Linked DNA regions of Homo sapiens: region 1 is linked to region 2. A link is a loop called in an ENCODE intact Hi-C map of the cell type or tissue named here. Cell type or tissue: A673. All regions are shown on one strand. Each heading gives the region's core, and the rest is flanking DNA. Links, peaks and the distances in the headings are about the cores only. Region 1 holds the start of LOC124904390 (a long non-coding RNA gene). Region 2 has its middle 11 kb from the start of LINC00622.

Evidence for each region. A loop is a pair of places that touch in the nucleus more often than their neighbours do. Peaks named below come from ENCODE experiments on the same cell type or tissue, not always from the same donor. Only the 100,000 strongest peaks of a DNase experiment are listed, where the experiment ranks them.
Region 1: it touches region 2 in a loop (6-fold over the local background); 5 of 110 quality-filtered maps call a loop at or near these places.

Annotation. Positions count from the first base shown.
Region 1 is chr1:119,655,036-119,667,462 of GRCh38, reverse strand. It overlaps LOC124904390 (a long non-coding RNA gene), which reads right to left and starts at 7,765. Exons shown (of 2, transcript XR_007066508.1): 1 at 7,550-7,765. RefSeq lists an enhancer at 4,966-5,015 and a silencer at 7,503-7,797. In A673, for the core only: CTCF peaks have their summits at 3,895 and 4,095; a DNase peak (open chromatin) is centred at 4,112.
Region 2 is chr1:119,579,796-119,596,757 of GRCh38, reverse strand. It overlaps the pseudogene GAPDHP33. Among named protein-coding and RNA genes, the nearest start is that of LINC00622, 11 kb to the left of the region's middle. In A673, for the core only: no CTCF peak of the experiment used is centred there; a DNase peak (open chromatin) is centred at 9,207.

The DNA.
Region 1 (12,427 bases), core at 1-8,000, 75 kb before region 2:
GAAGAAAAGGAAATGTTCTTGTATAGCTACACTTCCACAGCTATAGTTGTGAGCCTACGGTCACAGCTCACTGCAGCCTCAAGCTCCCAGGCTCAGGTCATCCTCCCACCTCAGCATGCCAATTAGCTGGGACTACAGGAGTGTGCCACCACGCCCAACTAATTTTTGTATTTTTTGCAGAGATGAGGTTTCACCATGTTGCCCAGGCTTGTCTCGAACTCCTGGGCTCAGGCAATTCTCCTGCCTTGGCCTCCCAAATTGTTAGGATTACTGGTGTGACCCACTGCGCTTGGCCAAAACTTAAAGTTTTATATATAATTCACACCCACTAGAATAGCCAAAATGAAAGTGTTGAAGAAGGTGTAAGGCAACTGAAACTCTCAAACATTATTGGGGCAATATAAATTGTATGACCACTTCAGAAAACTGTTAGGCAGTATCTTCCAAAGCTGAGCATACATAGGCCCTATGACATAGCATTTCCACTCTTAGGTATATGCCTAGCAGAAATGCACCATATAGTTACCAAATTTCACATAGTAGAAAGTCCATGGCAGCACTATTCAAAAAAGCCTCGAACTAGAAATAACACAAATGTTCAACAGAAGTAGAATGGATAAATAGATAGTGGTATTTTCATAATGGGATTCCATACAACAATAACAAAAAATAAACTACAATCTCATGTAACAATAAAAATGAATCTCACAATGTTGAGTGAAAAAAGGCAAATGAAGGAGTTATATATGTTGCCATTTATATAAAATTGAAAAACAGACAAATACAACAACTAGTGTATGGTGTTATAAATCAGGATACTTGTTACCCTTGGGAGGGGGCAGTGACTGGGAAGGGCATTAGGTGGGCCTCTGGGATGATATTCATGTTCTGTTTCTTCATCTAGATTTTGGGTACATGGGTATGTTCTCTTTGGGAAAATTCAGCGAGCCGTGCACCTGTGATTAGTGTGCTTTTCTCTATGTACTTTTACTTCAATAGAAAATTTACATAAAATGGTTTAATGTAATTATAGTCTGTATGTTTACTAGGCAGTTTTATGTAATTATAGCCCAGGATCATATTTGCAATAATAATCCAAATCTCAATCCTTCATGCTGCCCATAACTGCTGATCAGTAGGCTTTTATTTTTTCAGTGTTCAATTCTCCAGCTATATCTGAGAATTCCCAGAAAATACATAATTTTGGGGAACCATCAGTTTTTGGTGATCTCTTCGTCATGTATAATCAGGGGCTCTGTGGACCATCTCCTCTGTTGTCCACTGTTACTTTCATCATTTCCCGTGCTGGCCTTGCCACTGCTGTCCTTCTCTTGACATCTCTTTCTCTCTCCCAGTCTCCCGTGCCCTCTTCTCTCTGGCCAGTATATCCACATGTCCAGTTCTTTCAGAGAGGACTCCCTCAGCTCTGCCATGTGAGCTCTTAGATACAATTCTAGCATTTCTACCACTGCCTTACCCTCCCAGAGCTCACAGGTAGCCTGGGACCAAAGGGGGACTGCATGGAAGGGTAGCAAGTACCACTGGGCATTATGCCTGGAGCTCCTGCTCCTCTGACTCCAGACGCTACTGCTCAGTTGACCTGCTCTAGATACATTTCTTTATTCCTGGTCATCTGCTCTCGGGGGACCAGTTGAGAGTCCCTAGTGTCCTGCATCCTTCAGGGTTCTCCAGTTCTTTAGATAGCTCAGTAGACCTCTGAACCTCAATTACAGACAAGGCTCTAGTCCTTTCTAACCAGCAAATACATCACCTGAGCCTCTTGTATCCAGGACTTTACCAGTTTTGGAACTCAAAGTCCCACGAGCCCCTCAGTCCCAAGCAAATCAGGATGATTGGTCACCCTACTAATCTGGTTTCTGGGTCCCAGAATGGGCCCCACCAGAGACAGCTGGACATCTACTTCATTTTTCCCAAATCTCCATGGCAGTTAGGAGGCTTATGTGCCCAGAGCACACACAGGACCTTCAGGAACAGTGTTGCTCATGTCCACATGCAAGTCTATTGGTAAGGCCTGGACAAGCAAATTAAGAAACTGAGAATTAGAAAAAAAAAAAAAAATGAACTTGGACCCACAATCAGTTGAAGATTCTAACCTAAATGTGGCAAACCTAATTCTTCCTGGTCAACATATTTAGCCAACACATCTAACATTTCTAGCCAGTTCTTGTCTTCTGGCTTTCCAGTTAGGTCCTTACATAAAGACAAGGCTCACAGGGAAGTCAGCCCTATGATAAGGATTATCAGAGATCAGCAACAGAGGGAGGCAACTGGACACTGAATATCCTGGAGATCCATCAAGGAGAGAGCCCAATTCTTTAGAATGGGTGTCAACCAAGGAGAGAAAATTCTCATTCTAATGGGCTGCAGAGTGAAGTAAATAAGAGATTGATCCAGTAAAATTGCATTCAAGTTGGAAATTTGTTTTGTCATTAAAGCAGAAGAATAATGAAATACTAGCTAGCCCGTTGTTCTTAGATAACACTCTGTGAGTAGTGTTGATCTTAATGGTCCTTAAACATGTTCAGGTGAAAAATAGGCTGAGGTGAAAGTGCTCTTCACCAAAAATAAAACAAAATAAAAATTTGATAAAATACTGCTATGTTAAATGTTCACTAAAAGAATATATTAGTGCTCACACTAGATTTAGTATAAGTAAATGGTAAACAATTATAGATAGAACTGAGAAAATTTTCCCATTAACTTTTTTTTCCCTGGAGAAATGCCATTATTTGATTCAAATTCAGTTAAAAAAATTATGGTTTACAGAATAAGTAGAGGCTGAGTTTGAGAACTACTGCTTTAAGGAACAAGACTCCTTAGGAGTTGTACTTGGGTTTGCTTCAGATCTGTCTGTTTTCTTAAGCTAATAGAATACTTCCTACTACAGTCTTGGTGCTCTTAATTTACCTTACAAATTCTATTATTTATACAGTTCAAGGAGGAATCAGATGGCCAATTTATTGAGGTTTCACTCTGTGGAACAAAAGCTAGTTTCCCCTTCCTCAACATGGTCGGGCTTACTTCTTATTCTCATGCTTCTAGTATTCGCAGGCGATGACAGAGGGCTCCTGGGTGACTGTGTATACTTGCTGCAATGCAGAGCCCAGGGATGTGGTCCCACAGCCAACAAGCCTCATTCAGCAACTAAGGAGGTGATTTATTGGCGGGGGGAGAGGGGATGAAGAAGAGCCAGTTGCAAATGAGTGTCCTGTGACTCTAAAGGACGATGTTGTTGGTAAAGAGCCATGAAGGTCATCCTGTTGGCTAGCTTGGCTTACCAGCTGGAGGGCTGCTGTGCCTAGAGCTTAGCAAGCTCAGTTACAACTCTTTTGCAGTGGGAGAGGCTTCAGTGAGAAAGGCTGATGATATCTTACTGTATTTCAGCGTGATATGGTGTTGACAACAGGTCCTACATAAAATTGTGGGGCCTGGCAAAGCATCCCACTATTGGCCCTGGTAAGCCTTCTCCACTGTGTCCCACCTCCAACACCTAGCCTGCTCTCTCTAAATTGCTTTGACTTATGAAGTGCAGACTTGGCCCAATTTGTAACTACTTCTTTTTCAATTTCCTCAGGAGCAAAATTATCTCACAATGCAGTTGTTGACCAAATGAGGTAACACAACCAGGCATGGTGGCTCATGCCTATAATCCTAACACTTTGGGAGGCCAAGATGGAAGGATGCTTGAGGTCAGGAGTTGGAGACCAGCCTGGGCAACACAGCGAGACTTCGTCTCTACTAAAAATAAAAATTTATCTAGGCATAGTGGTGCACACCTGTAGTCCCAGCTACTCAGGAGGCTGAGGCAGGAGGATCAATTGAGCCCAGGAGTTCAAGGCTGCAGTGAGCCATGATCATGCCATTGCACTTCATCCTGGAGGACAGAATGAGACCCTGTCTCCAAAAAAAAAAAAAAAAAAAAAAAAAAAAAAGAGAGAGAGAGAGAGAGAGGTAGCATGAGAGGCTTGGAAAGAGTAAGTTAACTCTTTCCAACTGCTCACAAGTTAAATTCATCTTGGTTAATCCTAGTTGGAGTAGTGAAACAGAATTCAACTGTGTTTCGTAAACCTCCATGAGGGGGCTCCCTTTCATTCCAAATTCAGTGTGTGGAGTTCAGTGCTTTTTTCTTATAGCCTTAAGTGAAGGGATGGAACAGAGCACGTTGCCTCATATCCCCTCAGCCCAGAAATTGGACATGGTTCTCACTTAAGATTATGACTAGCAAAGGTCCTTTTTCTGTATGCCTTTAGCAAATAATCCTCTTAAGAACCTCAAAAACTCTGTCAGTTTTGAAATCCATTTTTATGGGGCAATATTATGGCCGCACCACAGACAAACAAGTGATAATACATGCATAAGTCTCAACTACAACAGAGTGTGGGAATGGAGATAGAAGCCACTTCATGAGGGGACAAAAGAAATTGTCAAAGGTTGGAATGCTTATGGAAAATCTATTTTGTGCTAGGTGTTTTATAGATGTTTAATTTAATCTTCTGTAACAGAGATTGGTAAACTGTGGCCCAAAGATCAAATTCAGCTAGCTGACTTTTTGTAAATAAAGTCTTATTGGAACACAGGCTTGCTAATTTTTGTTGACGTATTGTCAATGTGCTTTCACCATACAATGGCAGAGACTGCATGGTCCATAGACTAAAATCTTTACAATCTGGCTCATTACAGAAAAGGTTTGCTGATCCCTGCTCTATAGCTGTGTGAGATGGGAAGTATTTACATTTTAGGGATGAATAAACTGAAACTCAGAGAAATTAAGTAGCCCAAAGTCACACTGCTAATAAATGGCAGAGCTAGAATTTGACTCAGGCTGACCTTATTTCCAAAGCTCTCACTCTTTCTGCTATTGTTGCACACAAACCTCCCCAGTTTATTAAGTGCCTATGTAGGCCTGGTGTTTTACGTTGAATCTTATTTATTTTAATGAATTCAAACTGCTGTGCATTGTTTTCAAGGATCTGCACAATCCAATTTCAGCTTGACTTTCCTGCCCCATCTCCTACTCCTCCCCTAGTGGGCCTAGCTAAAGTCAACCTGGTGCTGTTGCTGTTCCCAAACACACCTTTCACTTCCTCTCTCTGTGATTCATTTCATGATTCCACTACCCAAAAATAAACAGCTCTCTCAGTTTTCAGAACCGGCCTTCTTCCAGGAATCCTACCTTGACCACCCGCTGAGAAGTGCTCTCTCTCCCTCTTCTGACATGAAGAGCAGTTATTCTTCCTGGTGGTTTAGTGCTGATCATATGCTGCCTTCGATTATCTTTTTACAGGCATGTCTTATCTTCCAAAGGAGGCTGTAAATTTCCTGAGTGTGAGGACTGTGCACACTCCTCTCCACACCCTGGTAGAGTGTGTCATCTGCATTGGTGTTGTATAATGGTAGGTCAATTTGATGAATGAACACTCTTCCATTGAAATAAACCTGGCTTGCCCTTCCACACAACTCAACATGTAACCGAAAGCACAAGACCAGCACCTGGATGTGGGGTATAATGCGTGATGAAATGAAGAAAAATGCAGGAAAAAGTGTAAGGAAATAAGCATCTCACCTCTATTTTTAACTCTTTAACCTGCAGGGTAAAAAAAAAAAATGTAGCATTAGCTTTCCTTTCAGCCATGTGAGCTAACAGTGCCTTTCCTAGGACAGCAAAGTGATTTCCACCATGAGATCTGGAGGCAGGCCTGGGTTGGAAAATCTCTGCTATTTATTGGCTGTGTACCTTGGGCAAGTTACTGAACCTCTCTAAGCTTCAGTGTCCTCATATGTACAATAAAGAAAGTAATAACTGCCTAATTGGGTTGATGGGAGAAGCAAATGAGGAAATACCCTTAAGACTTTTAGTTCAGTCTCTGGAATATATTACACTCTTAATAATTACCAGCTATTATTTTTCCATAGCACCATCCCTAGATGGGCACCAGATCTAAATATTTAAGACCAACTGAACTCTGTCCACCTACTGCTGTGCATTAACCATCCTTCCTGACTGTGTCATCAAACAACACTACTACAAGGTGGCCCATTGCAATCTGAGGGCTTACCAAAGAAGGGGATGATGAATACCCTACCTACAGCATCTATATTTTAATGAGACGTGAGAAGCAGGAAAACAAATTTCATCTCTTTCCCTGCTCTCTAAACACTACTTATAGCAGACATGTGGTTCCTTCTCTAACTTTAGGGTTTTTTTGTTTGTTTTGTTTTGTTCTTTTTCTTTGGCTTCTGTCAACTCTACCTGACATGTAGTTCTAAACTGGAGATAGAATTAAGAAACAGTCATGTGTCCTGGTCTGCTAATGCAATGTCTCAGGGTCTCTTGGGTAAACTCTCTTTGATAACAATATCTGCCACCTTCTAGAGAACCCAGTACCTCTGCTTTGCTCTACTGTTACCTTTAGCCCTGCCCACCCATTCCTTTCTTCCCTATACTTTCTCAGCTGGTTATCAGTTCAGGGCACACCTGAGTTTTCAGATTTAAGTACCAACTCTACAATAGGATGAGGAATTGGGGTTGACGTAAGCAACACACAGATAGAGAAGCTACTGGTATTAACCATTAACCAGCTTGCTTAGCTGAACTCTGGCTTGACAGCTCGTATCTCTTTCTCTTTCCACTTGGTCTAATTTTTCAACATTGTTCTTAATAGCTGTCTGAACTCTTACAATAGTTACTCCCCTGGATTCTGTGCTTACAAAGCCTGTCACATAATCCTTATCTCTAGAGATCCCAGCCTGGTATAAACTGTCGTTCTGGTTTTCTAGCCTCTTCACATGGAGGAATCCCAAATATCCTAACAGATGTAGCTAAGAATATAATCCCAGGTAATCATCCGTCTCCCACCTGGCCCTGCATTCCATTTCCCCTCCAAAAAAGTCTTAAGATATATAATAACTCTCCATAATGCTTCCATTTATTTTTAATGAGTACACAGGATGACTGGTTCCTTTTTCAGTTGACCTTTTGAAGCTGTTAAACTGGTTTCTCTATATCAACAGCTGAAACAAATTGCCATGAATAAAATCTCACAGGGGAAAAACGTGAATGGAGAACATACTGGTATAATTTAAGCCCATAAGACACAATTATACAGGACAAAAGTCCCCATTGCATGGACATGGATGGAGGGAAACATTTTATAGCCTAATCTGGGAAATCTCTGTACATAACTGTAAGTGTTGATAATTAAAGCAACTATTAAAGAATCCATTGCTAATGGATGAAGTGCCTCCAGAAGCAGCCAAGAGAAACTGAAGCTATCATAGTGAGTCCTACAGTAGGAAAGGGATACAAAGTTTGAAAAATAAGAGAGCTAATATAGTTAAAGTTGTGAACCAGAAAAGATTTCTGGTTGAGAAGAGTCAGGAAGTTAAGCTGGGAAGTGAGTGCAGCTGGAGTACTAACTACACGACAAGGGAAAGTCTACTTCGGGGATCAGGCCCAGCAAGAGGCTCAGTGAGGTTGTTGGGAGGGAGGCTTACAGAGCCAGGGCACTGAGAGCTGGCCAAGACTTACCTCTACTGGAAGAGCACCAGCTCTGTGTCCACTCTGGGTTGTTGTCTACCTCTTAAAAAGTTTCTGCTTGATGAGAGCATGTGGCTCCTGAAGAGTCCCTCTGAGTTTTGTAGAAGAGAGAGGGGGAGGGCTACATTCCTGGAGGGACTCCTGAACTGCTCTGTGTGCAGCACAGCTGGAAGCACTCGGTGGGACAGGCAAAGCATGAGGCAACATCCCTGTGCCAAAGAGCTTCAAACTGGGGAGACAGAACCAATAGATTGCATGAAACATCCCAAGAGCCAATTAAAACAGTATAAAATGAAACGAGTATTTTGTGGTCCAGTTTATCAGAATGATAGGCATTCATTGGGGGGAGGAATATATAGTAGGGAAAGGGGAATTTAGAGAGAGAAAAAAAACCTGTAAAATGGAAAGCTGAGCCCCAGCCACTGAATAGAAGTCTTAAGAGTGAGATCCAGTCCCTAGATAATTTGGTGTCCCTCCAAATTAATATCCTTTTGCAGCAAGAGATGTGAAAGTTGATGATTATTCTCATTAATAAAATAAAATATCTCTTTATGCTCAAATAGGGGATTTGCTATATGCACTAACTAGAGCAGAATATTCTACTTATTTGGAATTGTTCTTTGCTTCACAATTTTTCTAGTGTTCATAACTAGAAAGCATTATTCACTCACGCTCACAAAGGGCAAAGATAACTTGCTTGGTGTAGTTACACAGGCTTGGTCAAAATATTTTTTCTGAAAGTGCTATGAGGATAGCGAGACCACTGGTGGCATACGAAAAGTGAACTTTACTTTTTAATCTAAATGCTTAATGGTAATTCCTTCATAGCAAAAATGTATTCACACATCACTTGCAGAATCTATACACAGGAATATGTTTTTAAAGTTTCTCCTGTATTAGTTATTTATTTATTGGCTCTCATACCAATAAAACATTTGCCACATTTCTATAGTTTTTGTTCTCCAGTTTTCATTTCAATTGTCCAATTAGATAATCTCAATGGGAGATATACTAAATGAATTAAAATTAATAGTCTAAAAAATATCTTATTCCCTGTGCTATGCCACACATTGTTCAGTTTCAGAATTCAACTGCTAGCTTCTGATCTTCTTAGGATTGGGATAGGACTCTAATTACACCAAGAAACATGCATGTATATATCGCAGATAAATCTGCAGCCCTAGGAGTGTTTTTACATTTCTATCCAAACACACTTCCTTCTTAAGTGGGAGTAAAAACTAATTTACATTTCATCACTTGTGTTGTAGTGTTGGTAAAAACTTGAGTTAAATAGGACTGAATCTCTGATTAATTCCAGTAATATTTTAGTGCATCCATGAATTGAGGCCTGGGGCAGCTGAGTCTGCCCTTAGTCTGGTCCTCACTTTGTAACCATGCTCATGTCACTGAAACTCTCTAAACTCATTTTTCGCATCTGTAAAATGTGGATATTAATATCTACAGAATCTACTTCATAGGGCCACTCAAAGCTCAAATGAAATAATGAATGTGAAAACATTTTTGCAAAGAGGACGATGTTGGACATCTGTAGGCTATTATTTCACTAGTGAAGGAGAATATGAGATTATTAAAGAAATATTGCAAGGAGAATCCTGTCTTACAAGACTCCTTGACTTCTTGTCAAACAACTCTCTTAAATCCATGGTTCATAATATATGAGGGCATGGGGTGTTATTGGAGAGAGCAATGGCTTGCCAGTGTGTGACACTAGGTCAAGTCTCCAGCACCGTACTAAACTGAAATGCGTGAATTTGGGTAAATCACTTAACCTCTTCAGTTTCTTCATTTGTAAAATTAGATGTTTGGATTAAAACCCTTATGTATTCTAGATAGCATGGATAGCATGCTTTTCAGATCGAGATACTTAGGATTTGCTGAAATATGCATACTGCAAGCCCAAGCACCTGTCTTCTTCTTCTTCACTGATGTATCCTACAGTGTCATACACTAGGCCTGATATATAGCAGTGCTCAGTAAAAATATATGTTGAATATAAGAATGACAGTTCAATCACTGTATCAACTGATTTATGGGGTAATTTTATATAATTTAATGTACTTTTATTTCTTTCAACAAAGGTGAATGGTTAAATATCAAATTCCATGTAATTAATAAGAGCTACTTTTCTGAGACTTATTACCTAAGTAAGTCCACAAGTCCAAAAAATGATTCTGATTTTGGTTTGAAGAAAAAGACCAGCATGCCTTAAAAGGGATGTAATATTTAAATTCAGGATTTTCTGGAACTTGGCTTTATTGCCTTGTCTATGCAATTTCTTCTAGCAGTAAAATGTTAAGATCTAAAACAGCCAACTTTATTTTTACTCCTTCCCACCCTCACCCTCACCCCCTCATCCTGGACCCATTTTGGCCTTCCAAAATGCTCTGTAGATCTTCTGAGTGACAAGTTGTTTCTAGGCTCAGGATCTTTATACTTAAGATTCCTTTGATCCCAAATCACTTCCCTCCTTCCTCTGTACCTGGCCAACTCCTCCCCCTTCCAGGCTCAGCTAGAAACTTTGTCAGAAAATGTTTCCTGGCCCCTAAGACTATGGTAGGTGCCAGTAGCACCCTGGACATTTTTCTAATGTAGTGTGTCTATATCAGGTCATTTATCACATTAGATTGTCATTAAGAAATTAACGTGAAGAAGGTCAGAGCACAGACACTGGAGCTACACTGTTTGGGTTCTGAGCCAACTAGAAGATGAAATGGGGAAGGAAGGTAAATTGGGTGAGGGTGGTAACAATAGTACCTGCCTCATAAGGTTGTCAAGAGTATTGAATGACTAAAGGGTTCATATACAAAGCATATTGAACAAGGTTTAGCACACAGTATTAGAATCAGCAAATACCAGAATATCTGAGATTCTGATTCTGGCACTAAATATTATTATTACCTGTTTGGTCAACTCGAGTCTATAAGCTCTTTGAGAGGAGAAACCATATTTTATTCACTATTGTATTCCTAGCACTGTAAATGCTCCATAAATATGTATTGAATAAATAGATTTATCTTTTCTCCTTCACTGAAGCCATATCTCCTTAGTTGATCAGAAACAATAAACCTGGTGATGAAGCCACAATGCTTCCAGAGAAAAGACGAGTAGGTGGGGCGTGCTAGTCAAGTCAGTTAGATGCCAAAGCAGTTTTATTGAGAATAGGAGAAAGTTTTGGTGACACCACTTAAAAAGCTGTGACTGGTGGTACGTTATAAGAAAATTAGCATGCCAATGGAAATGAAACTGAGACTACTGAGTGTAGACACAGTAAAAGAAAACAAAGCAGTTTACTGCCTCATTCAGCCTACAGGGATGGAGTCATTTACTTTTAGTCTATCTACTGGTATAGAGAGTCTGTATGTCATTACCGTGATACTGTGTCCACTATCCACACTCCTCAGCATGGTTCACAATGGCATTCTGGGTCCGTTCCTACTTCTCCAGTCTCAGGCAATGTTCTTCATTTCAGCTGCCCTGTCCCACCTTTCACAGCATTGCAGGTCTTTGCCCTTACCTGAAGTGCCTAGCTCCTTCCTCAGAAAACCTACATCTACGCTTAAGACTTGGCTCAGGCGTCACCACTGGGGAAGTGATTTCTGACACCCCCAATTTCTTCAGCACCCATTATCTGCTATGCAAGCTCAGTGATAACAGCTCTGTCTCCTTGCGTGGTTATCATTCTTTCACTGGACTGTGCTCACGGCTTGAGTCTTCATTTTGGTGTCCCTCGCGCTGAGCACTGTGCAGGGAAGAGAGCAGGTGCAAATTAACACACTATGTTTTCTACTATTGAATGAATAAATGGATGGAACCATATTTTGTTCACTGTTGAAGGGATGGATGGATGGGGCTTCCTGGCTTTCGCTTTCACACTCTGACTCTGAATGTTCCCATTTTTCCTTCTGATTACGTGGACTTAAATTCAGCCTCTGAATCCGACTGCTGAACGATCTTGGGTAAATACAGCCTCTCAGAGCCTTATTTTCCTTATTTGTGAAATACAGATTATGTGAATATTAAACACATTAGATGGTTCCTGGTTTATAATAAATTTCATGTAAATGATCAGACTATCTGCAAGTAACAGTTTTGTATCTTCATTTCTAATCTTTATACATTTAACTGTCTTTTCTTGTTGGGTTGGAATAGATTTCCAGTACCAAGTGGAAGAGTAGCAGTGATATTGAGTATCCTTTTCCTGTATCTAATCTGAGAGAGAGAGAGAGAGAGCATCAAAAATTTCTCCATTAAATCAGATACAGATTTGTTTAAAAAGCTTAGTAAACTAAATATCTTTCTAGTTTTTGGAGTGTGGAGGTGAGTAAAATCTACACCTTGACCTATGTTATCTACTTTTCCTGTAACTCACAATTGATTTTCCTTCTCTTCCCAACCTTGAGGGATTAGAGGTTCCAGGCTATATGAAGCCCAGCAAAGAAACAGTGTCTTTGCCTTTAGCTAGGAGAAACATTTGTAGAAGGCAGGATGTTTTAGAGCCAGTCTTCAGCCCAGCTAATCCCAGTGATAACATCCCCTCCTCCTCCCTCCACTTCCTTTGGGAAATACTTTCACTTTCCCCTTCCCTAAATTCTCCTGTAGGGAATAAGATATACTTCAAAATCTGAAAATGTTAATGAAATATGCACTTTTATACATTACGTTTCAATAAAAATTTACTTTGAAAAAGTATATCTAAGACAAGTTGTCCACAAATGAACAGTGATGTTCCTCACAGCTGCTTTAAAAATATTCATTAAGTGTATACAGCAAATTTCTTATGAGTTCCTACTGTAAAAGCTGAGCACAGTGTTGGACTCTTGGGACAAAATTAGGAATGATACAGACATA
Region 2 (16,962 bases), core at 4,226-12,225:
ATATAACAACAGCCTCAAGATCATCAACAGTGTTTCTTGTACCACCAACTGCTTAGCATCTCTGGCCAAGATCATCCATGACAACTCCGATTTAGTGGAAGGACTCATGACCACAGTAAATGCTATGATTGCCACCCAGAAGACTGTGGACGGCCCCTCTGTGAAACTGTGGCATGACAGCTGCAGGGCTCAAAGGAACATCATCCTTGCATCTACTGGCACTCTCAAGGCTGTGGGCAAGTATATCAATGAGCTGCATGGGAAGATCACTAGCATGGCATTCCAGGTCCCCACCACGAACATGTTGGTCATGAACCTGACCTGCCCTCAGGAAAAGCATGCCAAATATGATAACATCAAGCAGGTGGTGAAGCAGCATCAGAAGGCCCCCATAAGGGCATCCTGTGCAACACTGAGAACCAGGTTGCCTCCTCCAGCTTAACCATTGACACCCACTCTTCCACCTTCAATCCTGGGACTGGCATTGCCCTCAGTGACCACTTTGTTAAGCTCATTTTCTCATATGATAATGAATTTGGGTACAGCAACAGGATGGTGAACCTCATGGCTCACATAGCCTCCAAGGAGTAAGACCTCTGGGCCACCAGCCCCGCGAGAGCATGAGAGGAAAAGAGAGGCCCTCAGCTGCTGGGGAGTCCCTGCCACACTCAGTCCCCCACCACACTGAGATTCTCCCCTCCATGCAGTTTCCATGCAGACCCCCTGAAGAGGGAGGGGCCTAGGGAACCCCACCTTGTCGTGTACCACCAATAAAGTCCCCTGTCTATGCTCAGAAAAAAAAAAGCGGTATTAGGAAAGCTCACAAAGATTACTGATCAGCAAAAAAATAGACAGCATGATTTCTCCATCCTCCTATTTAATACTGATGCATAAATGGTCAGGAAATGCTGGGCTCACAATGGGAGTCTGCATTCCAGTGTAGGAACAATAGTCTCCCTTGTTATAATTTTTTATCATGTGAGCACAAGGATACAGCTTTATCAGTGGAGGAACACACAGGCTGTTGGTGTGAAACAGTCTAGATTTAGGTTCCAGATGTTCACAAGATTGTCTGGAAAAATCACCTGCCTAGCATCTAGAGTCCTTGGGGCTCATGCAAAGGGTTTCCCTTTTTTTAGGGGAGAAAGCCACCCATTTTGCAGGGAGCTGTACTAGGCACAGTCTCTCATGCTGGGAAAAGGAAAATCCCTCTTCTTGGCCAGCTTACTAAACTCCTGGCTTATTTTAGGATAATTACACCCCTTGTGCTTGAGTCCTAGAGAGGTCATGAGTAGCATAGAATAAGTTTTAAAGGCACATGACTAGACGAAATAAGTTATAAGAATATTCATGGATAATAGGGAAAGTTTCCGGACTGAATCCTGGAATACACATATCAATATTTACAAGTTGAACAGAGAAGGAGGGGCCAGCTAAATATGCTGAGTAGGAGTTGGTGGCAGGAGGGAGAAAAATTACAAGGAGATGGCCTTGTAAAAGTCAAGTTGAAGAAAGTGTTTCAAGAAGAGTTTGGTTCACTATGTTGGATGCTGCTGATCAAATGCAATAGGAAAATAATTGATTATTGATTTTGGCAACATTGTAAGTAATTTGGTAAGAGCAATTTCCACAAATAGTTGGGTTGAAAGTTCAACTGGAAAGTCCAACACACAATTCATTTGTGTGTTGAGGAATAGAAGAAAAATGTGAAGAGAGCGACTCTTAAAAACAACACCTGTTCAAGAAGTTGTGCCATGAAGATCTCAGTAAAAAGGTGTTACAGCCAGTGGAGTGAAGAGTTTGTTTTTGTTGTGTTGTCTTAAACTGGACTACTCCTTTATTGATCCTTAGCACCTTGTACAGAGCAAATGTTCAAACATTGTTGAGTGTTTGACTAAATAAAGTGTTTATGTCTCATACATCGTTTTATTACCATAAGAATTTGCACAACATCTGACACATCATAGGAACTTAATACATGCTTATTGAATAAAGAAATGGAAGGATGAGTGAACAATCAAGACTCTAGAATGTCTTAGTGCTTCTGAAAGTTAGTGCTTATAGACTAATACAAAGAAGGAAATAGAAGAGAACAGTGACCACAAAAATGAAAATACTAGAAAGTTTCCCATAGTAATGAGAGGCTGGAATCATTGCCCAGGCCAAAGCTGTTTGCCAAGGAGAAGCAATTTTCTTCTCATCTATAGCACGGATATGAGTAGGATCCTAGGTATTTGAAGTGTACTTGAAGAGCCAGTTTTCAGAAGTAAAGAACAATGGGCCATCCCCTCCACCATACAGGGAGAACTAGGGCCAGAGCTTTTGGGTTATATGAGCTCAACTTGGCTGTCTTTCCAGGCAAGACCTTCAAAGTGAGAAAGGAGGAGGCTTTAGCAAAATGTCTTTTTTATTTCTTACTGAATTCTGTTTGTCAGTTATTTTTGGGGGAGATCACATAGATGTCACTCAACCATTTCCTCTGGAGTCTGACAATGATGGTATGGTAGCCAGCCTCTAAGTTGAATCCAGTGATCTCTGCTTCCTGGTATTCATTCCCTTGTGTGTGTGCTGAACCTAGTAACTTGCTTTTAATCAGTATAATTGGACCAAAATGATGGAATATTACTTCCATGATTAGGTTAGAAAAGATTGTGACTTCCATCTTGTTTTACACTTCCTCTTTCTCATTGGGCTGGATGAAGCAACCTGCCATGCTGGACAGGACAATATAGTAATGAACTGAGGGCAGCCAACAGTCAAAGGGGAACTGAGGTTCCCAGTCCAATATGCTTCGAGGAAGTGAATTTTCCAACAACTATGAAAGTGAGCTTGAAAGTAGATATTTCCCCAGTTGAGTCCTCAGATGAAACTGGAACTTTGTGCCAGTCAAGTCAAGAGCTCTTGGAACTCCAATGTTTAAGAAGAAAATAGGTAGACTGACATATTTTTAACAAGCTGCTTTCTTTTCTTGGGGATTTCTCTTGCATTACAAAGAACATTAGCCCTTCATTAAACTCAGTTTGAAAACCACAAGTGGTTTAGCAAATATTAGATTCACTGAAGTTACTAAGTGTTGGTGAAGATGTGGGGAGACAGGTGTGTTATCCGTGGAAGTGTAAGTTTATGCAAATTTCTGGTGAGTATCTGACAAAATATTTTAAATTTTCACACACTTGACCCATCCATACGAGTCCACTCCAGATATTTATTTTAAGGAATAATCAGTTGAAATCAGACCAAGATGTCATATGGCACATCTCCTTGCACAAAGAAAGCTCTGCATATGAGCTCTAATATATTAATTGAGCCCTTTACTATGTATCAGGTGCTTTACGTATGTTATCTCATTTAGTTTTTAAAATGGACTTTATTTTCTATGATAGTTTTAGCTTCACAACAAAGTTGAGGGCAAGTGCAGACAGTTCTCATATACTCCCACTCCCACACATACACAGACTCCCCATCTATCACCATTCTGCACCACATGGTACATTTATTACAATCATTGATCTGCATTGACACATCTTTATCACTCAAAGTTCACAGTTTACTCTTGGTCTTGCACATTCTTAGTTTTGACCAATGTATTCTGATATATAACCACCATTTTAGTGTCATCTGCCCTAAAAATCTGCTTCTGTCTGTCAATCCCTCTGTGCACCCTGACTCTGACAGGGTCAGATAGTTGGAATCACACTGTATGTAGCCTGTTCATGTCGACTTCTTGCATTTAGTAATATACATTTAAGCTTCCTCCATGTCTTTTCATGGCTTGATAGCACTTTTTTTTCTTTTAGCACTGAATAATATTTCATTATCCATTGAACTATTGAAGGACAAATTGGCTGCTTCCAGGTTTTGATAATCATGAATAAAACTGCTATAAAGATCTAACCTAGAAGTAGGTTTTTGTGTGGATGTAAGTTTCCAATTTATTTGTGTAAATACAGTGAAGCATAATTGCTGGATTATATGGTAAGAATATGTTTAGTTTTATAAGAAACTGTCAAACTGCCTTACAAGTGTCGGTACCATTTTGCATCCCCACCAGCAATGGATGAGCATTCCTGATGCTCCACATTCTTGCTAGCATTAGTTGTCAGTGTTAAGGATTTTCACCATTCTAATGGGTGTGCAGTGGTATCTCATTTTTGTGTTAGGTTGCAATTCTCTAATGACATATGATGTTGAGTATCTTTTCATACGCTTTCTTATAATTTATATATCTTATTTGGTGGGTGTCTGTTCATGTCTGTTGCCTATATTTGTATCAGATTGCATTCCACGTGTAAGACATTTTTAGGAGTTAAGAGATTCCTTCTGAGATTTCGTATGCATCTCTTCAGTTTACTGTGGACATTCCTTTTCCCATATTTCTAAGCAATGGAGAACAGCCTTTTGGTAGTATCTTGATAAGATTCTTGCTCATTTCCCTTGGAATTTTTGATGTAGCCCCTGAGCCAGATGCAACTTAAAAAATTACACACATTTGTGTCCAGGAGCACAGTTATCACCAGGTAGATGCATACAAAGAGAGCTTCTACTACCTTTTCTTGTAAAGTAAGCTAATGTCGTTGTCTGTATACCAAATTGCTTTAATACCATATGCTCATGTGATTTGTTTTACTCTTACCCCAAACCAATCTCTATTGACTCCCACAAGTCTTCAGCTGGTGATTTCAGGGTCGAAGAGATGACCTTAAGCTGGCCACTACGCTTGCATTGAAGTGCCTGTGATAAAGGCAACTTTGGGAAATTTTGCAACTTGATCACTAACCAGCATAAAAGCATGAAAAAAAATTGATTTACAAGACCGTGATTGGGTGTTTGGATCTTATGTTTTCTCTGATTTCAAGTCTTACCTTCAAGGATTTATTTATTTATTTACTTATCCACAAGGAACAATTTAGCACTAAAATGTTCTTATCTTTTTCTGATGTGAGGAGAATCATGAGACTACAATTATAAACTTAACACAAATAGAAGGGGGCTGAGAAAGGTGGTATCTACAGAACAGTTCTACGATCTGGAAGTGAAATTCCAGAGAGTACACTTCAAGAAAGCATACCAAGTCCCACTGTCCATGAGGCTGACTCTTGATGGATGACAAGGCTATTAGGGTTGGGGAACAGGCCAGAGGAGAGCAAAGTCTGCCTAGATTTGGTCATTTGCTGTGGGATGTGCCTGGTGGGACAGCTGTCTCATGAGTCTGCCCACTGTCTGAGGCCGTGTTCTTGAAGACCCCTGAGTAAGAGACAATTTCTTAGACATTAATCACTGTCATTCATTTAGCTCTGTAGTACTTTATTGAGAAAGTCTCCAAGTATCTACTAAAACTATCCAATATGACCAAAATAAAGATATCTCCTTTCTCATTTCCTGGTGAAGAACTGGGCTAGTTAATATTAACTTGTTTCCAGGGTCCCTGAAACTCTTATCTGAAAACTCTCTTTCTGCTACTTTTCTTGGAGGTCAGTGAATTGCACAGAATAGACATCAGTCCGTGTGCCACAAAATCCTGTAACATCCTAGGTCATGACAATGAATATTTTAGGCTTTCCTTTGCTCCTCTGTTCTTTCTTGTCTCTGGTTTTTGCCCTCTGACTCAAAGTAAAAAATATTCCCAAAGTCCCTTGCAGCAGTGCATGAGTTAGGCTATACCAAATTCACCTTTGTCCTGTATTCCTTCTTGATCTTGTGAAATTGTATGGTCTGAATGTGTTCCTTCCAAATTCATATGTTGAAACTTAATTGCCAATGTGATAGTGTTCAGAATTGGGGCCTTTAGGAAGTGATTGGTATATGAGGACAGGGCCCTTGTGAATGGGATTAGTGACCTCATAAAAGGGCTTGAGGAAACTAGCTGACCCTTTCCATTCTTCTGCCACATGAGGACACAGGCAATGCAGCAACAAGATGCTGTCTTGGAAGGAGACACTGAGCTCCCACCAGACATGGAACCTGCAGACACATTGATCATGCACTTCCTGGCATCTGGAACATGAGAAATAAGTTTCTGTTGTTTGTACATTTTCTAATCTGATATATTTTGTTGTACTAGCACAAATAGACTAAATCATGACACTTCCATTTTTTACAAGTCACTCAAATCAGGGTGTTGAAAGTAATCTTCAAGGCCTGTGGTCATCTAGGCATCCTGTTCCACAATGCAACTGTGACTGCTGTGTCAGCCAGACAGTCACCCCTAGACATGTGCTTTCTTAGTATTTCCCTAAACTTTCAGCACAAGCACTCCATCCTTGCTGCTGGATTAAAGGCCCCTCCTTGGCCTCAAATTATCAGCCCACCAGTGCAGCAGCCAATTTGACACCTAAATAAAAAGTTAAGGCCTCACTCTGGGAGCATGGTCAATTTCCCTTTTCTTTTTACCAACCCAATAAAATTTCATCCGATTTAACCTTCTGTGCTTCTCTTCAATGACCACAATTCTCCAAAGTATCCACTACTCTTCCAAGTATTCTAATGACACGTGGTTTTTTTCCTTTCAACTGATTTAACTTTGCTGCACTGTTTCATAGATAGAGAGTATGATTTCTGTTGGGAAATTTTTATAGGTATAGCTCTTCTGTCCAGAGTGCAAAGTTCCATAGTTTTGGACAGTATGTGCAAAAAATTATAAGCTACTGGCTGTTTCAGTCGTTACTGATCTGCCCTATTAAGATCTTTTGTTCTGAGAAGAATCAATGGGAATTCTTTGAGTCATACAATTAACGAACTATTTTTATTTTATTTTATTTTATTATTATTATTTTTTTGAGACTGAGTCTCACTCTGTCACCTGGGCTGGAGTGCAGTGGCGCAATCTCAGCTCACTGCAAGCTCCTCCTCCTGGGTTCATGCCATTCTCCCACCTCAGTCTCCTGAGTGGCTGGGACTACAGGCACCCGCCACCATGCCTGGCTAATTTTTTGTATTTTTAGTAGAGACAGGTTTTCACCATTCACAGGATGGTCTCGATCTCCTGACCTTGTGATCTGCCCGCCTCGGTCTCCCAAAGTGCTGGGATTACAGGTATGAGCCACTGTGCCCGGCCCGAACTATTTTATTTAAAGGGACTGCTGTTTTGAAAGGTTGGGTGTTCACTTCTTTTTAATTTTGGGATCTGAATTGCAGTTATAGGCAAGCAGAGCTATATGACGATACTTCATTTTCCCTTTCTAAATATTTGGGTGGTGAAGGCACTATATGTATATTTTGGTTAAGCAAATAGGTCTGAAAAGTTATTACCAGGGAGACTGCTATGGGACTGTTTCTCTTTTGGAGTGTTCCATGCAAATGTTTCCTTGACCCAGCCCTTGACTCTGGGGGTTAATCTGGGCAAAAGTGAACCTGCACTGTGGCGTGGGTTCATGCAGGAAAGTGTCCAGTCAAGGAATGATAGAAGACTTTTCACGTCTGTTGGTTTAGGTAGTGACCCATTCTGCTGGCTTCCATCCTAACTCACTGTTTTCCTCCTCTGACTGCTATAATTCTCCAGATGTGATGATGTATTTTGATCCAGCTTTGCCTTCGGTTATTTAATAAATATTTATGGGGCCCTCTATGACATTGGACATGATTCTAGGCTCTTGGGAATGTAGCAGGAAGCAAGATGGTCTAAGGTCCCTATGCAGGTACAGATAAACAACAAAATAGACAACTGATAAGTTAGTTGCAGGTTGTGGTAACAGCTAGGAGGGGAGAAACAGTGTGATGTGACGAGTGAAGCAGATTGTTTTTGGGAGAGGATGGTCAGGGATGTTTCAACTCATTAGGGCAATGACAATTCAGCTGAGATCTACATGTCAATAGAGAGCCAACCATTAGAAGATGAGGAACATCATTTTATGTAAACGGAATGATAGATGTGAAGATCCGGAGGCAAGAAAGTCTTGCGTGTTTATGGAATTGAAGGGAGGCCAATCTGGCTGGGACACTGTGAGTAAAAGAGAGAGTGATGAGGACACGAGTTGGAAGGATGAGCAGATCATGTGGTGCCCGGGAGAGCTGGAGATCAGTTTAGAGTCTATAGTAAATGGAATGGGAAGCCCCAGAAAGGTTTTATATAGGTGAGACATAGGATTTGAGTTTACTTTAAAAAATCTCTCAGGCTGTTATATGGAGAACACAGTTTGGTAAGCAGCAAGAGAGACATTGGAAAAGCCAATGCTGAAGCTATTCATTTAGAGAGAGACTTTTTTTTCTCTAACCTTCTTTTTTTGTTTGTTTTTATGAGGCAGGGTCTTGCTCTGTTACCCAGAGTACTGTTGTGCAGTGGTGCGATCTTCAACTTCCCAGCCCAAGAGATTCTCCTACCTCAGTCTCGGGAGTGTCTAGGACCACAGGTATGCACCACCATGCCTGGCTAGACTTTTAACAAATTTTTAATTCTGTAGAGATGGGGTCTCCCTATGTTGCCCAGGGTGGTCTTCAAATCCTAGGCTCCAGTGATCCTCCTGCTCGGCCACCCAGAGTGCTGAGACTATAGTCGTGAACCTTCATGCTCAACTATCTCTATCTTTGATGTGAGTGAGCCTCTGCCCACATTCCAATTAAAGAAACTGTACCTGATTGCCATGGAATTTTTGAGGTTTGATTAGTTTAAGCAATAGATTTTCTTAACCTTGGAGAGCTTTTCTGTTTGTCTTTTAAATGTAGAGAGCACTTACTTGAAATGAGGCCTAAGTACCTGTAATTTTGTAGAAACTCCCTGGGTGATTTTAATGGGCAAAGAGGGTGAGAACTCTTTAGGACCAATTAGGGACCCCCTTTCTTTCTTGGGGATTACAGTAAGTATAATACATAAGGCTCAAATCCTCTCCTTCACCAGAATTATGGAGGCAAAGGGCAGTGCAAGGTACATCAGGCTTTGTCTGCTCCTGGTAGGCCACCTTTCACACAACTGCTCCAAATAGTGAAGACAATATCATAAGTAAGAGCCAGGAAAAGTGCCTGTCTTGGCTGTCCATCAGATGACAATGGAATAGGTGTGGAAGGCTGCTGCTGGCCTTCACCGTCTTCACCACTCAGAGTCAGCCTTCTTCTGCTTCTCTCAGATCTTTATTCCCCCAACTCAGCTCTCTTAACAAAGCAAAACCCCAGGCATGACTTGTTTTCTCAGCTGCCCTTGGCAATCACATAATTTCCATCCTCTCTGCCCCTGGTGGGAGGGGAGGAGCATACTTGGCCAGTCTCCAGCATGAATTGTCTAGTCTTTGCTCCTCGGTCTCATTGTCACAGCCACAAGTGCCCTGCAGTTTTCTGCTGCCAGACTGTGGTTTCAAGGTCATGTTCACTAACCCAAAGCACATTCCAATGGGTTTCAATTTCCAGCTGCTGCCATGAGATCCAGGCCATTTTCTCAGTGCTCTCTGCATCCAGTGGGTGCCCTACCTCAATCCGGCAGCCGGGATTGCTTAGCTTTGGAAGCCAGTGAGGTGGGTGGCAAGTTGTTCCATATACCATGTTTCCCTCTGTTTAAGAAGTTTGAAAAAGGTATCAGTGTTTGTGCGGTGTTCAAGCTGGCATTCCAGATGTGTTGAAGATGTTCAACACAAGTGAAAGAATTGACAGGCCCCTGTTTCTAGAGACTAGGGAATCACTGGAAGCAGTTCCATGCATTCTTTTTATTCACTGAAGACACTCCACTGAGATGCTTTTCTGAAAGCATCAAGGGCTGAAGTAGGGAGTGGTTCTGCCTGGGTGTTCTGATACCATCTGTGTATGACTGGCCTTCCCCAGACCCCAAGGCTGTGACTCATTAAGAGCAGAGACCCTGAGAAGTTCACCCCTCAGCTGAGTGGCATGTTCCAGGCATAGTGCTCAATGCTGGGGAGACAGATATGAGAGAGGTAGAGATGCTTACACATTCCAACACCATTTAAGGGCGAAGGTGAAGGCTGATTTTGTTTCCTGCCTGTCCAACCTGCTTGGGGTGAATTATTTTGCCAACTGTATGTATGACTTTAAGGATTTGGCCCCTGGGGCTGCAAGGGATGGGAGGTGGACAGGGGGGAACTTCATGTCAAGGCTTCACATGTTATGCTAGGGCAAGACGGTACATTCAACAAAGGCTCAGAGTTAAGCAGATTCTCTGCCAAGGACTTTGCAACTATAAGTCAGAGTTTCCACCACTGCTGCAAATCAGGCAATGTCGACTGTACCTGGCTTTGTTGGGTGAGGGAAGGGACAGTGTGTGACCTTGGAAAAGCTAATTCACTTTGTCAAGGGGCTGGAAAAGTATCTGGCTAGACATTTCTCTTGTTAGGGGTAGCATTAGTGAATGTCTGAAATGAGGGTCACCTCAAGGTTTCACCTGAAGCAGCTCTACTGCTTTCTGTGTTGAAGTTAATAGAGTAGGTAGAAATCACAGACATGACTTCACAGCCTGAGATTCACTGGACTGATACAGCCACTGTTCAATGCTGCTGCAGCCTAGACCAAGCCCTATAGGTATTCTTGATCTTGCTCTCATCTGTGCAGTGGAAAGATGCAGGTATGAGGTGTGGGAAAATCAAATCAAACAAAATGACAAACATGAAGGCTCTTGTAAGATTCACGGGCTTGTGTGAATGTTAGGAAGCAAGGTGGTTACAAGGTGGTCGTGCTCAGTGCTGCAGAGAAGGGGCTGCTGAGGGGCATCCTAAAGTCTTGTATCATAGCTCCTGGGATCCCAGAAGGAGGAGAGAGGCAGTTGCAGTGCATATGGACTCTGTCCTCTGGGATTTCCAGCTCCTAGGGCAGGGTGAAGAGGAAGTGAGAAGGCATGGCCTCCCTTTCCTGAGAACAGGAAGAAAGAAGGAACTAGTTCTGCTCCTCCTTTGAGGGTGTGCTGTGTGTGGAGTGAGCAGGGCAGAGCTTTGGCATTAACTGGCAGTGGACTTGAGCAAGGCATGACTTTTCTGGGTTTCTGATTCCTTTTCAGTAGGCACTGACTCTATTGGTCCTGCCCATTTTAATTTCTAGTGATTGTCTAAGAGTTTTAAAACCTTCTTGGGAAACATCTATAGCTTAATGCCAAAACAAAAGGCTGTATTTAAGTCAGCATTAAGTTCTGCAGTTCAGTGGTCATCAGATATCAGGGAAGGAGGGAATCGGTTCCTACTTGGCCCACTTCTTGATCCTTTACAACCCTATGAGAGGTATGACGCCCCTTTTCCAGTGAGGTGCCATGTGCCACTAGAGCCACGAATGACTGGGAAACCACTTTCTCAAATAGCTTTGGCTTCACACAAACAAATAAGCACAAGGAGGCTTATGTTATTACGAAGTTTAGTGGCAGAAGTGTGCAGGTGCCAGAGGATGCAAATCATCTTACACTTTTGCAGCCCAATGTCACTGGCAAAAGACCTTAGAAATGAGCCATAACCTTCATTTTGTAGGAAAGAAAACAGACCCAGGAAGGTGAAGAGATTTGCTTAACTTCGATGACAAAATTGAAATCAGAACCCAGGATTTTCACTCTTCACTCTTATTTGCAAAAATATTCTTCTTCTAAAACAAAAGAATACTCGCTTGTTTTTTGCCCTCCTTGACCCCTTTCCTTAGTCCCTCTCACCCCCAACTACTTTCATTTCTTTACCATGAAGCACCTGCCTGTCTCCATTTATGCAACATCCACGTCCACAAGCTGATGTTCAGATGAGAGGTTGGGTTATATAGGCAAGATAGATGGTTTAGACAGCAGACTTCTCATTAAACCTACCCTCTGCCCTGTTTCCAAATGTCTCTCATCCCAGTTTTTTTTCCCTTAATAAATATTTTACCTCAAAGGTAGCAAATCATTGGTCACCATTACAGACAGTTGTCTAAGTGAACGTTGGAAAGGTCATCTCACTTCCCAGGCCTCAGTTTTCTCATCAGTAAAATGAAAGCAGGAAAGGAACCCACAGTTAAAAGCTGGAGTAATGGTCTCTAGATCCCTCTTTAACTTCAATTTAATAAAAATTTTAGAGATGAAGTCTTGTCTGATGTTGAATTCCTGGATTCAAGTGATCTTTCCCCTCAGCCTCCCAGTAGCTGGGAATACAGGTGTGCCCTACCATGCCTGATGAAACTTTCTTTGCTCTAAAATCTGAACTCCACAAAGACATTGATCTGTCCTGTAGGAGTCAGGAAGCCTTTTCTATTTAACCATGCTAGGTCAGCAATAGGTGTTTTGCCTGCTGCTGAAAGAAGTTCTCTCAGTCAGGACTGCCTGTGTATTTTACAGGGATCAGTGCAAAATGAAATGTGGGGTCCCATGGCAGCCCCTTAAGCCAAGCACAGGCCCTGGGTGACCTCACCGGCCTTGTGCCCAGAGAGCTGCTCTGCTCAGAGCTACACCAGGGATTTGACAGACTCCAGCTAGTGCAGGAGGGAGTTAGTGCCAGGCTCATGAGAAGGGTATTCCTACTTTAGTGGCCAGCGTTCATGCTAAGATGACAATAGGCCCGGAACCCATATCACGCCCACCTCTCTGTCGCCAGTACCTGTTTTGGAAGAAGGGCTGACTGCATCAGTGCTGGTTCTTCCATTTCTTGAGGAAAGATTGCGCTCTTCAATAAGGAACTTCAGGTTTCCAGAACAGATTACTGACTGTTTTGGAGTCTGCAACTGACCTCAGTGCTCCCTGCCTTTGGGGACAGAGTGGCTAAGCCACTTTCTTTTCATCCAGCCTTCCCTCTCCACTTCCTCATAATGAACCTCTTTCATGCCTCAGATCACCGACTCCATTCCCTGCTCATTACCATTGGGTGGGATCTTGGGCCAAGATAAAGAAAAAGAACGCCCCTCAATTTTCCACCAGAGTCCCCTGATGTCTTAAGAAGCACATGTAGACAGAGAGGTTGCGTGGTCCTCACTTGAGTCAACTAAGAGTGGGAGATTCTCTTCTGAATTCATTTTTCAAAAGCAGTTTTTCCTTTTTTTTGTAGTATAAAAATGCTCTGGGCCTTGCACCATTTCAGGTTTTGGATCCAATTCCCAGTCCCTTTATAACCTTGGCAGCTGGGCTTCGCCTTCAACAGCCTTTCCCTTTCCCTGCTCATGGGCCTCTCACAACCCCACTCTCTCTTTCTATCACACAAATGAGTTCATTCTCAGCACCATACCCACTATGTGGCTTATCTCTTTTCCAGCTCTCATCATGATGATCGAGCTTCTTCAGGTTCATTGACACCCTGAAAATTTGTCTTTGAATTCTCTCTTGCTTTGTCATTGAAAGCATTGTGCTCCCTGACTCCCCATCCCCTCCTCTCTCCGTCCTAACATTTGAGTTTGTTGGTGTTTCATCTTTCTATCCGTGCATCCATCTATCTCTCCATCAGCCCATGTGTCTATTTTGTGTCAGTCACTGGGGACAGAGAGATGACATGGTGAGTTACTGTCCTCAGGACATGGCAGTGTAGGGGTGGGGGACAGGATATATAAATAAAAAATTAATGGCAGTGCAACTAGATATGCACAAAGCACAGAGGCTATAAAAGAGATGCTTTGGATGGTGAATAAGGAGCTGGGAAGGATGTGCTGGCAGGAGAGCTGGGCACCCTCTAAGCAGAAGGAATGCCGTGCACTGGCCTAGGTAGATGTAAAAGCATGCTGCAAGCAGGAAGCCCTGAGTTTTTGAAAATTGTTGAGGCACAAAGTAGGAGAATCTGGGAACAGGGCAGGGATTGGTGAGAATTAGTCTGGGGTGTTAGGCAGGGCCCAGGGCTTCAGAGGCCCTCTATGTTATGTTAAGGCTCTCAGGCTCCTCCTGACAGTCCTGGGGCTCCACCCAGTGGTTGGTTTTAAGGAAGGGCATGACGTGGTGAGACTAGTTTGGAGAGACAACTCTGGCAACACTGCTAAGGATAGGTTTCATGAGTGACTCTCCAAGACAGGGAGGCCTGTGGCAGGTACAAGTAGGAATGATGTTACCAGGGAGGAAGAGGACACATTCAAGAGGTGTTGTGGAGGTAAAGTTGGTAGCACTAAATGATAGGTGGGAAGAGTGGGGGGCTGCTGTCCAGGTTTCTGTCTTGAAAAAGTGGGTGCATGAGAGTTCTGTGCCCACACCCAGTCCTGTCTAAACTAGTGGCCATTCTGCCTCAGGCCTGCCTCATTTGCCCCTGTATTCCATTTTGTTACCAACACATAAATCAGGCCTTCATTTCTTACCTAGATCTTGAAGTATCCTCTTCATCTCTTTCAGTCCATCCTACGACATGCTGCCAAGGTAATCTTCCAGGGACAGCTGAACAATTCCCATTGCAGAGTGAATGACGTCCCAGCTTTTAGCATCACCATCAATATTCATTGCTGGAGGAGACATTCTTTTCCCATAGATTCCAATTTTTGAGAGAACATGAGGCATGTAGTATGTGTGAAGTAATTGAATGTCGTCGGGTTTTTTTGTTGTTTTTGTTTGTTTGTTTCTTTGTTTTACTTATTTATTTACTTATTTATCTTATTTTTTTGAGACAGAGTCCTGCTCTGTCTCCCAGGCTGGAGTACAATGGTGTGATCTCAGCTCACTGCAACCTCTGCCTCCTGAGTTCAAACAATTCTGCCTCAGCCTCCCAAGTAGCTGGGATTACAGGCACCAACATCATGCCCCCTAACTTTTTTGTATTTTTAGTGGAGACAGGCTTTTGCCATGTTGGCCAGGCTGGTCTCGAACTCCTGACCTCAGGTGATCCATCTACCTCAGCATTGCAAACTGCTAGGATTACAGGCGTGAGCCACCGTGCCCGGCCCAAGTCATCTTTAATGGGGACACAGAACTCCTACTCTGAGGTCAATGAAGGAAGGAGGCAGGGTGTCTCCAGGGGTGGCCCCGGGTGATCCTGTGTGTGCCCATCATGTCTTTCCAGGTGTATCTTCCATTTCTCCCTGGCGTGGTGCTCTCTGGTCTGGTCTCATTGTTCCCTAAAAGTGACCCCTTTCCCACTTGGGTCTTTGCAGACTCCATTGTCTCCACCTGGAATACTTTCCCTCACATTCCTGTCTGTTGAAATCCTACCCATCTTCTGATATTTAGCCCAAATGCAAGGACCCCATGAATCCCCTATGGGAATGGATCTCCCGGAAGCATTTTCCTTTCTTATGGCACTCTTCACATTTACTGTGCACTGCACCTAACACGTCTCCTATTTTATCTCCCGCACTGGACCACTAGACTGGGAGCAGAAGTGGAAAATCAGAGGCCTTAATCCTGGGGCCAGGCTGTGAGTGTGTTTTCTTAGTTTGCATATTTGTTCCCCACCAAATTTAATTTATTAAAAAATTATAACCTATGTTAAACATACAGGAAAGCTGAGAGTATGATATAATAATGTATATTTGGGACTTATCGCCAAGAATGAATAGATTTGCTGCTGACACCTCACCACCCACTTTTTAAGATATAAATTATTGCACATACAGTTGGAACACTAGCCCACACATCCCTCTCCTGGAGCAGATCTTCACACTGCTTTTTCAAGTTTAGAGTTAGTCACTAATATTTGGAAATCATGGGATTTCACATCATAAGAGTTGGCCTCTTGTCACTTTCCTGCCAGTTCTCACCAGTCCATCACAGGCTCTGGGGCCCACCCTGGCCCTTGGAATCTGCCTATCTAGTCTGTGGCTTAGTCTGGCACCCGAGCTCTCTCATCTGCGCTCTGTACATGCTTTCCAGAAAGCAGAGGTCCTCCTCATGCCCCTCCATCCTCCTCTGCACCACTGCTCGGGCTGTGCCCATTGCTTGGACTGAGGAATTCAAGGCCTCATTCAAGCTCCACTGGCTCCTGTGGCTTTTCCCAGTGACTTCAGCTCAGCTTCATTCTCTGTACTCATATATACCTAGCCCTTAAGCCGGTGGCTGAGCACTTGCCTTTGCTTTCATTCATTCCTTTGTCAGGTACCCTGCAGAGCCACCCAGGTGGAGAAAAAGGACCCAAAAGTACCTTCCAGGTTAGGCTTCCTTGTTTTTCCCTCCAAGCCTTTCCGCCCCCGTATGGTGCATCCTGTGAGGTGCATCAGGGCTTGGTGCAGGAGCTCTGCCTGGCACCCTCAGTTGTAAGAAGGAATGGCACATTTTGTTGGCCGTAACACTCTGAGGCCTTTGTACCTCTTTAGTGAGATGGCTGACTGATCAGGCCTCCTCGCCTCTTTCGCTGATCACCCCTCACTGCCTGTTGGAGATATGTCCTCTTCCTTCCTTTGCCTGTGAAAACTGCCCTGGTGGTTTCGTAAGCGTAGGGTTTCACCAGGCTGAAAAACCAGGGGAAGGCGTCTTGTCTCTGATTCCACCACCTTCCTTTGGTTCCTATGGTATTTGGCATTAACATATGGATGTTGCGTTTGCCTTACAAGAGCTGGAGCGATGCTGGCTCTTGCATTTTGTGCAGTGGCTGGGGAAGGAGGGGTGTTGCATTTTTCTTTTTTCTTTTTTTTAATTTGTTAATTTTTTATTATACTTTAAGTGCTAGGGTACATGTGCACAACATGCAGGTTTGATACATAGGTATACATGTGCCACATTGGTTTGCTGCACCCATCAACTTGTCATTTACATTAGGTATTTCTCCTAATGCTATCTGTCCCCCAGACCCTCACCCCCAACAGGCCCCGGTGTGTGATATTCCCTGCCCTGTGTCCCTGTGTTCTCGTTCTTCAATTCCCACCTATGAGTGAGAACATGTAGTGTTTGGTTTTCTGTCCTTGTGATAGTTTGCTTAAAATGTTGGTTTCCACCTTCATCCATGTCCCTGCAAAAAAACATGAACTCATCCTTTTTTATGGCTGCATAGTGTTCCATGGTGTATATGTGCCACATTTTCTTAATCCAGTCTATCATTGACGGACATTTGGGTTGGTTCCAAGTCTTTGCTATTGTGAATAGTGCCTTAATAAACATACATGTGCATGTGTCTTTATAGTAGCATGATTTATAATCGTTTGGGTGTATACCCAGTAATGGGATTGCCAGGTCAAATGATATTTCTAGTTCTAGAT